Linked DNA regions of Homo sapiens: regions 1, 2, 3 and 4 are each linked to region 5. A link is a contact called in ENCODE Hi-C or POLR2A ChIA-PET data. All regions are on one chromosome and are shown on one strand. The core of a region is the stretch at or near the end of the contact, and the rest is flanking DNA. Distances in the headings are between cores, read along the strand shown.

Region 1 (2,700 bases), core at 109-2,608, 1.1 Mb after region 5:
AAAGGTGCAAAGATAAGTATGGCTGTTCTCTCTCCTTCTAACAGTGAGGTGCTGGGGGTGGGGGTGGGGGAATATGGAGAAGGGACCCTCACCACCCACACCTTCCTGCCTCCCCAACAAGTGCTGCCCTCCTCTGCCCAGCATTCTCCCCACTTTGCCCTCAGCTAGTGGGTGCTTAGCCTCCAGATAGCATGCCCCACCTAGGCCCTGCCCTGGGCCTGTGATCCAGAGGTCCCAAGAAGCAGAGGCCAGGCTGGATCCAGGGGGTCAGCCAAGGTGAGGGTGGGAGCACACAGGATTATCTCCCAGGGACAGGGCTGCTGCCTCGTAGCTCAGGATGGATAGAATGTGGGGGGATATCCAGCTACATTTTCCCTCCACAAAAGACCAGAATGGGAGAGGGATGGGGTGCTGCCCCGACTTTCTTCAACTCCCCGGAGCAGAAAAATGCCCTACCTCCACTTTCCAGTGCCAAGATTCAAGAAGAAAGGCAAGCGGAGACTTCCCTTTCTCAGTCCCTGCTTACTAATGGAAACACGGGTCCAGAACCTAAATCCAGTCCCTCCTCCTTCATACCACCGGGAGGGAGGTGCAGCCCAAGCCCCCGAGGCCCCAAGGGTCCAGGTGTAGGACCCTTTATCCTCTCCGGCAGCCATCCCTGTGGGTGTGGCACCCCCGCCACACCCCATTCTTGTCATCTCAGGGGGAGGGGGGAAATGTAATCGGACATCCCCCCCATCCAATCCATCCTGAGCTGCGAGGCGGCGGCTCTGTCCCTCGGAGATAATCCTGTGCACTCCCCACCTTCACTCACCTCGGCTGACGCAGGAGTCTCCGGAGCCCGCACTCCCAGACATCACTGCCCTCCTTCCTGAGGGTGCTGAGGCTCGGAGGCTCAGAGATGCTACTGGTCCAAGGTCATGCAGCGAGGCAGCGGCAATGAACAGGGTCGTGGGGAGGAGGGGGCGCTGACCCCATTACGCCCCCGCCCTCACTACCGCACTCATGCCCCCGGACAATCGCTTCGCGGAAAACACCCCAGCTGCACCAGCTAACGGTCACTGCGCCCCGGGAACCTGACATCACTCTAGTTCAGGTGCTGGGGAGTCCTCCAGGCCCGGCCCCGACAGCGGAGCCCCCCACCCCAGCCCTGCCATCACGGCCGCTGGGGTCCCAGGCACTGACTGCTCAGGACAGGGCCGGGACCGGGAGGGGACCTCGGCGAACGGGAAGGAACCGGGAGGCAGGGAGCAGAGGGGTGGCCTCACCTTGCGGGGTGCACCCCGGGGCCGGGGAGGGCAGGGACGACCACTGCAGCGGCGGCGGCTGCAGGAGCTCAACGCCGAGCACGAGGAAGGGAGCCCCGCGCCGCGGCCGCCCTCCCGTCGGCACGCCCCCGCCTCCGCCCATTGGTTGATCTGGGAGGGTGGGGCGAGGGACGCTCCGGACCAATGAGCGGGCTCCAAAGAACGGCCAACTGGCGAGGGCCGCCTACGTCACGTGCCAGGGTCGCCGAGGCAGCGCCCTGCTAGTCCGCGCCTGCCGGGCGAGCTCTCGCGAGGAAGACGGGCAGGCGGCCCAACTAGGCCAGGGGCCAGAACCGACCACTCGAAGAGGGAGAAGGAGGGCCTCGGATAGGCCCCGCCCCCGCTCCTTCTTCCGCCTGGGGGATAGCGCCTCTAGCCTTGAACCTTGCTTAGGACGCACCTCCCTTGGGCCCTTCGCTCTCGGGAGGGCTGTCGGGCGCGTCTCGGGGCTGGGTGGAGCTCCCGAAGGTGGCCTTTCTCCCTGGGCTTCCACGCCGGCTTCGGCCATCGATACGGGCCGTGTTGGTCTCGTTCAGGAGCTGAGGAACCCTCCATCACTCCTGTTTCGACCCCAGGGTTTGGACCTCTTCCCCTTCCACCCCATCCCCTGTCTCGAAAGAAGCAACCCCCGTGCGGGCCCGAGACGCGTCCCGGGTGCCTGGCCCGGCCTGGAGAAGCATCAGAACAAAGAAGGCACGCGGGCTGGGGGCTGGGAGAGCCTGTGACGCGCCCCCGGGGACCGCAGCCTCTGCTCCCGGTCTCCATGGAGGCGGTCGCCATGGCAGCGAGATGCGCCTCGCTCAGCACCGCGGGGTGGGATGTGGGCGCCTGCAATGAGCCGAGGAGCGAGAGGCGTGGCCCTCCGGTCTGCGGGGGTTCTTGCCGGTGCTCTCCGCCCGCCGGTTCGCGAACACCCCACCTATACTTCGCCCGTGGGGACGGATTCCCCAAAGTGCCCTCAGTAAGCCGTCCGGAGCACGCAGCGCCTTGCTTCCAACGGAACTAGAGAGACGGCCTGGGCGGCCGAAGGCCAGCCTCCCTTCAGCAGGGCCGGGGTCGCTGCCTTAAAGGAGCCCTCAAGTCTGCCACCCTGTGGCCCATAACCTGTCTGCTGATCTCCAGTCTGCACACTGTTGGCAAATTAATCTTTCTGAGCTCTTGTTTTCATCGCGTCCCTCTCCTGCTCCAAAGCCCTCTGGGACTGCCTCCAGTAGCGCTTCACAAACTTCAGCAGCACTTTGGGTGACTCATGTGCCCTCGCGTTTGAGAGACAGCGCTTACATTGAGAGCTTTTCACATTCTGATCTCAGCCCATCCACTCCTGCCCACTCTACCCACTCCCACCACACTACCTTTAGACCTTGTCTTGAAAGTCTAAAGTTGGCAGACGGTG
Region 2 (2,700 bases), core at 140-2,639, 1.8 Mb before region 5:
GTTTAATACTTAGCATTTCCCCCTATCTTTAAATATCTTCTAGCTACTTCACTTTTATTTTTATCTTTTTGAGATGATCTCTTGCCCAGGTTGGGGTGCAGTGGCATGATCTCAGCTTACTGCATCCCCCACATCCCAGGTTCAATCTATTCTCCTGCCTCAGCCTCCTGAGTAGCTGGGATTACAGGCATGTGGCACCACGCCTGGCTAATTTTTGTATTTTTAGTAGAGACGAGGTTTCACCACGTTGGCCAGGCTGGTCTTGAACTCCTGACTTCAGGTGATCTGGTCGCCTCAGCCTCCCAAAGTGCTGGGATTACAGGTGTGAGCCACTGCTCCTGGTAGCTACTTCACTTTTAATGGCTGCATAATATTCCTCATCAGAAAGTGGGAAAAATTAGGCTAGGTGGCGTGGCTCATGCCTGTAATCCTAGTACTTTGGGAGGCTGAGTTGGTAGAATTGCTAGAGCTCAGGAGTTTAAGATCAGTCTGGGCAACATGGCAAAACCCCATCCCTACAAAAAATACAGAAAATACCGGGTGTGGTGGTGCACACCTGTAGTCCCAGCTACTTGGGAGGCTGAGGTGGGAAGATTGCTTGACCCCAGGAGATTGAGGCTGCTGTGAGCTGAGATCCTGCCACTGCACTCCAGCCTGGGCGACAGAGTGAGACTCCATCTCAAAAAAAAAAAAAAAAAAAGAAAAGAAAAAGATAAAGAAATAAATAAAGTGTTAATAATTAAAAGTACTTTTAGAGGGTTATGTCATAAGCCTTGACAAGACTTGTTCTGTAAAGCTACCCGGCATGCAAAAAGCTCAATTAAGTTAGCTCCTCCACAGGATGGAATTATATAACCAATCCCTTTCAAGAGGCATTGAAGTTGTTTCCATTATTTTGCTATGATGAATAAGGCTGAGCAATATTAATCTTTGCTCATATCTTTGGTCATTTCCTTTGTAAATTTCGGGACTGCTGGGTATGCACATTTTAAAATTAACTCACTCATCATCATGCAGTTAGGAGAACAGAGAAAGGAAGGGGCTTGCACCGGGTCACATAGGGAGTTAGCGTCAAAGTCAGGACTAGGAACCAGCCAGGGCCCTCTAACTGGAGCTCTTCCAGCTGGGGTCCTAGAGGAAGTCCCAGCTGGCCGCGGGAGGGAGGAGGAGGAAGGGAAAGAACCAGGCGCCGGGGCTGAAGCGGCGGCAGGAAGAAGGTGGGGCCGGCTGGGAGGAGCGGGCGGAGCTGCTGAGCAGCGCCTCTCCTTCGGGCGGGGGAAGCTAAGCGGTCGCCTGGCAACCCTGGCGGCGCGCCGTTCGAACGGAAGCGAGGAACCAATCAGGAAGTCCGGGGCGAACCATTCTGGTGTGAAGGGGGGCGGCGTGCTCACTTCCCCTTCCACGGCGCCCCAGGGACTTTCCCTGCGGTGGGGGCCTTCGACAGTGAGGGCCACCCGCTCAGCTCGACCGCGGAGGGCAGCTCCAAAGGGGACCCCAAAGGTGCCCACGCGGGGCTGGGGCCTCCTGGGCGTCGTTGGGAGCGGCCACTACCGGCCCGGGTCCGAGCTGTCAGCCTCTCCAAAGCCTGCGCGAGAGGAGCCGGGACACGCCTAGCGCGGGCTCCAGGTGAGGGCGCGGGTGGGTCCGGGTGCGACCCCGGGTCTGGGGGCCCCGTTCCCCGAGCGTCTGCTGTCTGCTTTCTCCCCGCGTCGTACCTGCGTGTCATTTCACAGATGAGGACTCTGAGGCTCAGAGAGGCAAGTGTCCCGGCCCGGCGAGCTCTGGCGGAGAATCCAGTTCAAGTCTTTCTGCCCCACCTCGCAGCCCCCTAGTCTAGTCACATCTGGACTTGCCTTGAGAGGCCCAGACGGGCAACTGGTAGTCATTTTCCCAGCGTTTTATCGGCAGGGACCTGTAGACCCCTGGCTGGATCACATATCCCCGCGCCCCACACTGTCCTCGGGATACCCCCTTTGGGCGTCTGTCTTTCCTTCTCCGCAGTCCGGGGTTGGACTCGGCTCATTTGGCGCCTTTCTGTCTACGGGGACAGAGGACCACTCTTTGGGGATCGGACGGGACTGACATTTCTGGGCTGGATGCAGGGGCAGCAGATTCTCCAGCCCCCAGAGCCGCTGCTGGCCTCTTGGGAATCATCCCCAGTTTGGGGAAGGGAATAGAGCCAGTCCCTAAACCAAAGCCACTAGTCACCAGAGACTTTGGAATTGGGAGTGGGGCCGGAATCCCCCCAGGTGGAGCAGCTGACCTAGGCCAGACCCTGCTGTGTCTCCTGGGGACACCCCCTGCCCCCTAGGTTGCTATTGTCAGTCTCCTTTTGTAGGTGGGGAAACGGAGGTTCTAAGAAGTTAAGCCCCTTTTCGAAGTCACAGTCAGACAATGCAGTGGTTAGCTCCTAGTCCCTCTGGCTTCAATCTTAGAATCCTTGACACACAGAATCATGCATTTTGAGAGTCTTCAATCTCTTCATAAGGGAGTTACATATCCTCTCTCCTCTGGAGCCTGCCCCTGGCTTTGGGGGACAGGATCTCCGAGGACTCAGAAAGAAAACAAGGCTTTCTTTTATTCTTTCAACAAATATTATTTATTGACTTCATAAGCCCTGCTCTGGTTCTTGCATGTTTTGGTTTTTTTACTTATTAGCAAATGTATCATCTTCTCCCACTGTGATGCAAGGCAGGGGCT
Region 3 (2,700 bases), core at 71-2,570, 1.5 Mb before region 5:
CTTTTCCATTGAGTGTGACGATTTTGAGCCAACGGATGTGATCTGACTTTTCTTTTTTTTTTTTTTTCTTTTTTGAGACAGAAGATCGCTCTGTTGCCCAGGCTGAAGTGCAATGGTGCGATCTTGGCTCACTGCAACCTCCACCTCCACCTCCCGGGTTCGATTGATTCTCATGCCTCAGCCTCCCGAGTACCTGGGACTAAAGGCGTGCGCCACCACACCCAGCTAATTTTTGTATTTTTAGTAGAGACAGGGTTTCACCATGTTGGCCAGGCTGGTCTCAAACTCCTGACCTCAAGTGATCCGCCTGCCTCGGCCTCACAAAGTGCTGGGATTACAGGCATGAGCCGCCACACCTGGCCGATCTGACTTGTTTTCTAACAGAATCTCTCTGGTTGCGGAGTGCAGTACAGACTAGAGAGAGACAGGAATGGAATGGGGCAGTTCTGAGGCTGATGCCAGGCATCCAAGTGAAAGATGACAGGAGCTTGAACCAGGTTAGTGACTGGGATGGGGAAACTAAATTTATTTGGGTAAAAACAATAAGTGGATTTCATGAAACTTGTTGAAGTAACGGGTGGTAAAAATCATAAAGGGGGTAGGCAAATAAATGATTGAAATTTGATAGTGGGTCAGGAGCTTCAGCTCTGCGGGCAGCAGTTGTGTCTCCTTGGAGAAGTGGTTTCAACTCTGAGCCGTTTTGTCATCTGCAAAATGGGGATAATAACGGTCCATACTTCATAGAGTTGTTGAGAGGGTGATGTAAAGGTTTTAGCGCACGATGTAGCACACAATAAACACTTAATAAATGTTATCTTAGAAGCCAGACTGCCAGGTTCCCATAACCATTTCAGCCGTTCACCGGCTGGCTGTTGTCATCTTGGTCAAATTATCCCTCTGCGCCTCAGTTTCCTCATCTGTGCAATGAGGCACATTAATCGTTAATATCAACTGCATAGAGTTGGGTTGTGAAGATTAAATAAATGAATACAAGTAAAGCGTTTAGAATAATGTGGACGGTAGCAAGCACGGCGAACGTGTTAACGATTATTAAGAATGTATTTTAGCCACATTTCCCAGCCCCTTCCCCGGCCTAGCATACCCCATTTTGTGGATGGGAAGTCTGCCTCTCAGCAAGGTGGCCTCTTGGAGGACGCTGTGCCCGCGTCAGGCGATCCTGTCGACTGCCGCCAAGACCCGGCTTCCGGCTTTGAGGGGCCACGCCCCGCTCGCACTCCCTGGCGGAACCTTTCAGTGCTGCGCTCGCGTTGCCAACCCGGCGCGCCTCACGCAGTTGCGCCCGCTGTTGGGACTACTTCCGGCTTCCCCGCCCCGCCCCGTCCCCGGGCGTCTCCATTTTGGTCTCAGGTGTGGACTCGGCAAGAACCAGCGCAAGAGGGAAGCAGAGTTATAGCTACCCCGGCCGCGGAGCCGGCTCACTGCACTACCCCCGCCCCCTTCTTTCCTCCAGACGCCGAAGTCGCGGGCGCTCATGGCGGGCCTGGAGGTACTGTTCGCATCGGCAGCGCCGGCCATCACCTGCAGGCAGGACGCGCTCGTCTGCTTCTTGCATTGGGAAGTGGTGACACACGGTTACTTCGGCTTGGGTGTCGGTGACCAGGTACGCCACGGAGCCGGCCAGGGTGGAGGAGGGAACTGTCTTCTGCCCAAACTCAGAGTACCGGAGGCCTGGTCCAGAGCGCCCGATTTCCCCGCTTCTCCCAGTGCAGGGTCTGGGGCAGATGGCAGCGTTGGTAAAACCTGCGGGTCGGAGGTTGCTCACCTGCCCCATCCCAGCCCAGAGTCCCTCACGGCACAGCTGGCACAACATGATTTGTAAACTCAAGGGCGGACACTCGCTTCAACACAGCCTGGCAGCCTCTCAGGCCAGGACTGTGTGGATCTAGCATTCCATAGAATGGCAAAGAATCTAGACAGGAGTTTAGCTCCCCAGAGCACTTCTCACCCACCTGATCCCGTCTGAACTCCTTACCACCCAGCCTCGGGGTGAGGGGACTGACTCAGTTCCGCCCTCATACCACAGTAGAGCCTCCACCAAACATCTGGATCCAAGCACAGGTACAGGAGTGAGCTTTGACCTACTCAGCCCCAGGCCAGGGCCCTTTTTTCACCCGTTAGCATGGGCCCAGAGAGTTCACACGCCTTTCACCCTTTACTGAAGGGCCCAGCATAGTCCACTCGCTACTGCCATCCCCAACTCAAGCTCTAGGAAGCAATCACCCCCAGAGTCGTACACACATACACCCTGGGTGTGAGGGTCATATAAGATTTTCTCCTCATAGTTGTCCCCATAGGGCCAGCCCCTCTTCTCCCATCCCCAGGCTCCACCTCTTACAGCTAGGGACGTCGTTGTCATCCCCACAGAGTTCTAGGACTGCTGGACCCAACCCACCTCACTAATTCTTTGCTCTGGCATTCTTCTTTCTTTCCTGTCTCTTCCCTGTGACCCTCATCCCCAACATCCACATCATCCTAGACATCTGCTTCCTGGGAGAAGTGGGCCTGCCTCCATGCCTGCCCCTCACTGTCACTGTTCTCTCACTCTCAGAACCAAGACTAGCCATGGGAAACAGACCACCCCACCTATTGCATCTTGCCATGAGATTTCACCCTTCCTCTCCTTTTTGACTGCTTCAGTTCTCAACTCCTCTAATCATTTTTTTTAGCTTCTCAAATAGA
Region 4 (2,700 bases), core at 200-2,699, 1.2 Mb before region 5:
ATGATCCTCAGTTTCCCCACTACAATGTGAGGGGAACGAGACAGAAGATCTGTTGGTCACAACACTGTGTGCTTTTAGGTCTTTCAGGTAGAAACTTTTTATTTCTGCCCAGCATAGGGGCTTCCCATTGTGTCTAGGTGTGATCTAGGTGTGATGCTTTACCGAATTCTTATGTTTGGGGAGTAATTTACGTTTGGCAGCAGACTCAGTTCAAATTCCAACCCCGCTACTTACTGGCTATGTGACCCTGAGCAAATTCTTTGCCCTCTGTGCTTCCAATTCCTCATCCATAAAATGGGTCTAGTCTTTACCTCATAGTGTTGCTAGGATCCAACGAATCATATTATGTAAAGTGCTTGGCACATGGTGGTTTAAAGCTTGGGCTCTGTCTGCTTGCAATCAGACAGAACTGGGTTCCACTTCTACCTCTTCTGCCTGGTAGCTAGTGAGGCCTTGAGCAAGTTACTTAACCTCTTTAATCTCAGCTGCAAAATGCGAAGGTTAAATGACAAAAGACATGTAAAGCAGTCAGAACAGCGCTTGGCTCATGGTAGGTACTCAATAAATATTAGTCATCACCGTCATCATCTACCTAAGACGAAGCTGGCCAAGAATATTTATGCAATTCTTTCTACAGTTAATTACCGAATGCTTATTATGTGCCAGGCATTGTTCCAGGCACTGGGAATTCATCAGTGTACAAAAATCCCTGCCTCGTGAAGCTTAAGTCTTCTTAGCAAGTATTTAGTGAATACTCAGTACGTGCCAATGAACTACACAGCAATTTCCACGAGACTCCCATTTTACAGATAAGTTAACTACGCAAGGTGAAGAAGCTCCAACCTTGCGCCACCACCCCAGAGGTATTCTCCCAGCAATTAGGAAGGCTGGGCGGCGGTCAACTCCCGGGCTGGACTTCGGAAGTGGAAATGAGCGGCCACCTAGTCCCGAGTGGGGCTTCACCCAAGAGCTGCTCACTCGGACCAGCCCGGCCTCCAGCAGATACTCGGCGCGGCAGCCACGCCCCCAGGCGCTCCCTCTCCTCGCCGGCTGCCGCAGCGCCCGAAGTCTCGCTGACGCCGCAAGCGGGCGAGGCAGGGTGAAACTGGCACGGCAGAACTGGCTGGGGCTGGCCCGCGTTCCCCCACTCCCAAGCCGAGCAGGCGACGCGTGACAAGCGGTCCCGGGACCATGAGGCCTGGGTCGGGCCGCGGTAGAGCGGGGATGACTGTGCGCTTCGGCCGCCGCGGGCTTAAGGCACCAGGCGCCCGCTCCCAGCAGTCCCCGGCCCACCCGACACAGCCCGCCGCGCGGCGCTACCTGCAAGTCCCAGCCGGCCGACTCGAGAAAGAAGCGGGCCCGGTCCTCCTCGGCGCCCGTCACCGCCACGAACTCCCTCAGCGCCTCCTGTCGCTCCGCCGCCATCTTCGCCCCGTGCGCCTTCCAAAGCGCTCCGGCGGCCGCCGCACAGGCCCAGCCCCGCTGCCGCGTTCCGCTTGCCGGTCGACGAGGCCCAGCCGATGAGGGCCCAGCAGCTGGGAGCCCGCCCGCAGCCCCGCCCCACGCGGTGCCTCACGCAAAGCCCTCCGTGCGGGAAGCCCCGCCGCTCCGCGCCCTCTGGCGACCGCGGCGCGAACCGCAGCCTAACGGCGGGGGTGGGAGCCCGAAGGATGAGAGGCGGGGCGGGTCTTACATACACCTGTGGGCTGAAGGCTCCCTGCAGGAGTCAGATTCCCAGTTATTCATTGACGCAGCCCTCATTTCATTAATTGTGCATTCGTTCATTCACTTACTTGTCAAGCATTTACTGAGAGCTATCAATGGCCCGACGTTTTTCTAGGGCTGTGGATATGGCAGGGAGCAAAACAAAGTCCCTGCTCCCATGCTTCTTACATTCTAGGGGTAAAAATTCAGACCTTGAACAGGCTAGGCCTCCGCTCACAACACGTCCATGCCTCGTTATCTCGCCCCGCATAAAAGACAGTCTCATGGCCTGCCTGCAGGACCCATGAGAGATGGGCCAGTTCCTCCCTCTCATCAAGGGATCCGCTAGCTTCCTCTGCTCCAGGCGCCTTGCCCTCCTTGCTGTTCCTGGAACTTGCCAGTTATCTTGCATTTGCCTCAGGGCCGTTGCATTAGCTGCTTCTGTGCCTGGAGCACCTTTCCCTTACCGATGGGCAAGGCGCTCTCCCCGCTTTCTTTGGGCCTCTGCTCCAAGGCCACTTTCTTAGGCACAATCCTGTCTTCTGGGTCCTCAGCTTCTTTGCCCTCTTGCCTCTCCAAAGAGGAACTTACTTGTTCAGCTTACTTGTTCTTTGTTCTCTATTTTCAAAGCCTAACTTCCTTGTTCTTTGTACCTCCTTACCCCTAGTTACGGTAAACAACCTTCCCGCGGGTCCTAATCTATAACTCACATCTGTTCCCTTGGATACCCTCGCTACAATTGCCATTCCCGCGGAAACTCTTCTTCCTGCCGAAACCGCTTGCCCTACCACTGTAGCCCACATTTCTGCTCCATTTGAACTAGCCAATCGGGATTAGCTTAGATTGCGCAGTCCAGCCCCAGCCAATGGGAACAGGACACAGAAGCAGCGACTAACCGCATTAGGGATAAAAACCCCTTCTCTCTTTTGTTCGGTGTGCTTTCCTGAAGACCAGATGTGTGAGTGGCACCCTTCTGCAGAAGTAAATTGGCTTTGC
Region 5 (2,700 bases), core at 197-2,696:
TTTTAAATGCTGTCCATTAATGCATTCTGACTTCTTGCTTGAAAACCCCTGGTTTAGTGGATAAGCACCTGTAACTCCAGGAAGATTCAGGATTAAGGGCAGAAATAATGAAGTAAATTGAAGTATTAGCATTAGTATTTTCCATTACATTTTGGAATCGTCTATTTTGATGTATTCACGACGGTTAAAATAATTTAACATGCTAATGTATGGATTAACTTGGCAATTCCATTTTAAAATATTAAATGGAATAACGATTCTGACTCGTAAGTAGACATGTGTAACAGAATTCAACCACATCTGTAAACCATATTGAAATTATGAGAGTAAGATTTACCAACCACATTTAGGTTTGACATATTAGATTTGTGAGTGAACTATGTACTTGGATTTTGTCAAGTAACTCAATCGCTTAACAAAATAACAATTAAATGTATAAATGCAGTTTATAGCTATACATTATTTTTAAAAATCCCCTTCGAATGACTCTTTAAAACATACCAGGGGATACGCTACTTAAGTATAACTAGGTTTTGGATTTATAACGTTAATATTAATTATTAAAGCAAAACTCATTTCTAAAGAGTCGCCTGAGTGCCCAAAAGACGCCCTCAAGGACAGGGAAGCAGCTGCGATTCACTCAGCGATCACCAGCGCCCAGAATTCAGGGCCGCCCAAGCGGAGGAGCAACACGTGGCCCAGCAAAAGGAGCTGGGTCCCGTGCAGCACAGCAACAAGAAACTGGCCTAGGAAGACGCTGGAGCGTCTTTCTTTCGCACGTTACTGCCTGCTACAGTCATTTAAAAAAAAAAAACCAAAAACAAAAAAAAGAAATAAATTAATAGTACGAAGAAAACTGCGCGAGCTACATTCCCAGCAGGGTCTGCGCCAGAGCGCGCCAGGCACCGCTCCCGTTACGGGTGGGAGGAAAGGATGCACCGCCCACCCGGCGCCGGGGAGGCTCGTCCCCGAGTAGGGGACGGGAACGCCTGGGTCCCGGGGACGTGGGGCGCAGGGTCTGGGGCCCGAGGCCACGGACGAAGCGGGAAGCCGGCTAGGCAGCGGTCTCTGTCTGGGATGGACGCCGCGCCCCACGCGGACCTCCCGCCCCGACTTCACCCAGCTCTGCTGCCCGTAACTCATATGACAAGAACATCAGGAACCGGACTATTACCCCGAAAGGGCCTTCCCAAGTCGTTTCGCCGCCTGCAGTGCCCGACCGGGGGCCGCGCGTCCCCGGCAACCACGCCCGCCCGCGCAGCTGCAGAGGCCGGAAAAGGCCCGCTCGCCCGCGCTCGGCACCACCCAGCCCGCGCTCCGGGCGATACCACCCTGGGCGGCCCCTCCAAAGGCCGGAGATGGTGTCGTCCCCGGCCTCCGATTGGTCGGGGGGGCGGGGGCGTGGCCTCTGGAGCCTGGTTCCGCGCGCCGGAGCGCGCTAGCCGCATTGCGAGCCGAACCCGGGAGCTGGCGCCATGGTGAGGAGTGGTTGCGGGGCGCGGGCGACGCGACGGTGGGGGTTTCGGCCTGCGTTCGGGCCGCAGACAGGGCCTGGGCCTGGGCCTGGGCCTGCGCCTGCGCCTGCGCCTGCCCTGGGAACGGGTTCCGGCAGACGCTGAGGTTGCGTTGACGCTCGCGCCCCGGCTCCCGTTCCAGGTGCTGTTGCACGTGCTGTTTGAGCACGCGGTCGGCTACGCGCTGCTGGCGCTGAAGGAAGTGGAGGAGATCAGTCTGCTGCAGCCGCAGGTGGGTGAGATCCGTGGGCTCCTTTGGCGGCCCCGCAGACCCTCATCGCGCGGGTCCCAGCATGCACAGCGCGCTCCCACGTGGCCGGCCGAGCGGTTCGGGGCGGGGGGACGGGCCTGGAAAGCTCTAGATCCGGGGGTCTTTACCTTGACCCATGGGTAGAATCGCTCTAGCAATTAGAAATAAGCCTCCCGGACGCCGCCCCCGAACGATTAAAGCAGAAGCTGGGATGTGGGGCCCAGGTATCAGCATATTTTAAGAGCTTCCAAGGCTGAGAACCGCTGCTTGACTGCGCCGCAGAGGCAGGAGGGAGGGAAGGAAACCACTTAGCCTCTTTCTCCCCCCAGGTGGAGGAGTCTGTGCTCAACCTGGGCAAATTCCACAGCATCGTTCGTCTGGTGGCCTTTTGTCCCTTTGCCTCATCCCAGGTTGCCTTGGAAAATGCCAACGCCGTGTCTGAAGGTAAGTCGGCCACCGCCAAGTGTCACAGAGAGATGTGGTTCCTTTCGGTATCCTCTCGGGCAGCTTGTGATAGTATTTGCCGTCCTTGGCTGGCTCTGAGTCTGATAGGCGTGAGGCAGTATTTGAGCCATACAATGTGTAATTTGAAATAATTGTCTTCACAGAGCTCAAGGTCTGGGAACTGTGCTAGACCAAACTGTTTAAGCAGACGATGTGGAATGTGTGTTAACGTTTCCTTGTGGGCACTGTAGTGACAAACTATTTTTTATTTTTATTTTTTTTGAGATGGAGTCTGTCCCCCAGGCTGGAGTGCAGTGGCAAGATCTGGGCTCACTGCAACCTCTGCCTCCCTGGTTCAGGCGATTCTCCTGCCTCAGCCTCCCGAGTAACTGGGATTACAGGCCTGTGCCAGCCACCACACCCGGCTAATTTTGTATTTTTGGTAGAGACGGGGTTTCACCATGTTGGCCAGGCTAGTCTCCATCTCCTGAC

What was found. A loop is a pair of places that touch in the nucleus more often than their neighbours do. ChIA-PET counts read pairs that join two places held with the same protein, here RNA polymerase II (POLR2A). Pooled maps may share reads with other maps.
Region 1: a loop to region 5 is called in a pooled map, with 7 times the contacts of the local background. The contact joins the promoter of ADISSP here to the promoter of NOP56 in region 5. A Hi-C loop is called at or near these places in 1 of 37 single-sample maps with no recorded cell type and 8 of 50 pooled maps. POLR2A ChIA-PET finds 5 or more read pairs at or near these places in 3 of 52 experiments (activated B cell, activated CD4-positive, alpha-beta T cell and activated T-cell).
Region 2: a pooled map shows a loop between it and region 5 (18-fold over the local background). The contact joins the promoter of FAM110A here to the promoter of NOP56 in region 5. A Hi-C loop is called at or near these places in 2 of 168 maps with a recorded cell type or tissue (CD8-positive, alpha-beta T cell and OCI-LY7), 1 of 37 single-sample maps with no recorded cell type and 9 of 50 pooled maps. POLR2A ChIA-PET finds 5 or more read pairs at or near these places in 1 of 52 experiments (activated B cell).
Region 3: a pooled map shows a loop between it and region 5 (14-fold over the local background). The contact joins the promoter of PSMF1 here to the promoter of NOP56 in region 5. A Hi-C loop is called at or near these places in 1 of 37 single-sample maps with no recorded cell type and 9 of 50 pooled maps. POLR2A ChIA-PET finds 5 or more read pairs at or near these places in 1 of 52 experiments (MCF 10A).
Region 4: a map of tibial artery shows a loop between it and region 5 (11-fold over the local background). The contact joins the promoter of NSFL1C here to the promoter of NOP56 in region 5. A Hi-C loop is called at or near these places in 3 of 168 maps with a recorded cell type or tissue (CD8-positive, alpha-beta T cell, ascending aorta and tibial artery) and 13 of 50 pooled maps.

What each region holds. Positions count from the first base shown.
Region 1 is chr20:3,766,395-3,769,094 of GRCh38, forward strand. It overlaps ADISSP (adipose secreted signaling protein), which reads right to left and starts at 1,359. Exons shown (of 6, transcript NM_001258429.2): 1 at 1,269-1,359. RefSeq lists enhancers at 504-1,268, 1,396-1,982, 2,644-2,693 and a silencer at 1,254-1,493.
Region 2 is chr20:832,326-835,025 of GRCh38, forward strand. It overlaps FAM110A (family with sequence similarity 110 member A), which reads left to right and starts at 1,390. Exons shown (of 2, transcript NM_001042353.3): 1 at 1,390-1,626. RefSeq lists a silencer at 1,641-1,790.
Region 3 is chr20:1,117,282-1,119,981 of GRCh38, forward strand. PSMF1 (proteasome inhibitor subunit 1) reads left to right here and starts at 1,321. Exons shown (of 7, transcript NM_006814.5): 1 at 1,321-1,621. The coding sequence starts at 1,493. LOC105372493 (a long non-coding RNA gene) reads right to left here and starts at 1,167. Exons shown (of 2, transcript NR_136535.1): 1 at 1,103-1,167; 2 at 571-707. RefSeq lists enhancers at 1,072-1,714, 1,114-1,163, 1,174-1,223, 1,234-1,423, 1,464-1,593.
Region 4 is chr20:1,465,400-1,468,099 of GRCh38, forward strand. It overlaps NSFL1C (NSFL1 cofactor), which reads right to left and starts at 1,450. Exons shown (of 9, transcript NM_016143.5): 1 at 1,321-1,450. The coding sequence starts at 1,425. RefSeq lists an enhancer at 679-1,180 and a silencer at 1,475-1,744.
Region 5 is chr20:2,651,186-2,653,885 of GRCh38, forward strand. NOP56 (NOP56 ribonucleoprotein) reads left to right here and starts at 1,447. Exons shown (of 12, transcript NM_006392.4): 1 at 1,447-1,478; 2 at 1,657-1,746; 3 at 2,094-2,208. The coding sequence starts at 1,476. MIR1292 (microRNA 1292) reads left to right here and starts at 1,592; the gene lies at 1,592-1,657. LOC105372505 (a long non-coding RNA gene) reads right to left here and starts at 1,279. Exons shown (of 5, transcript XR_007067502.1): 1 at 1,175-1,279. RefSeq lists a silencer at 931-1,570 and an enhancer at 2,071-2,160.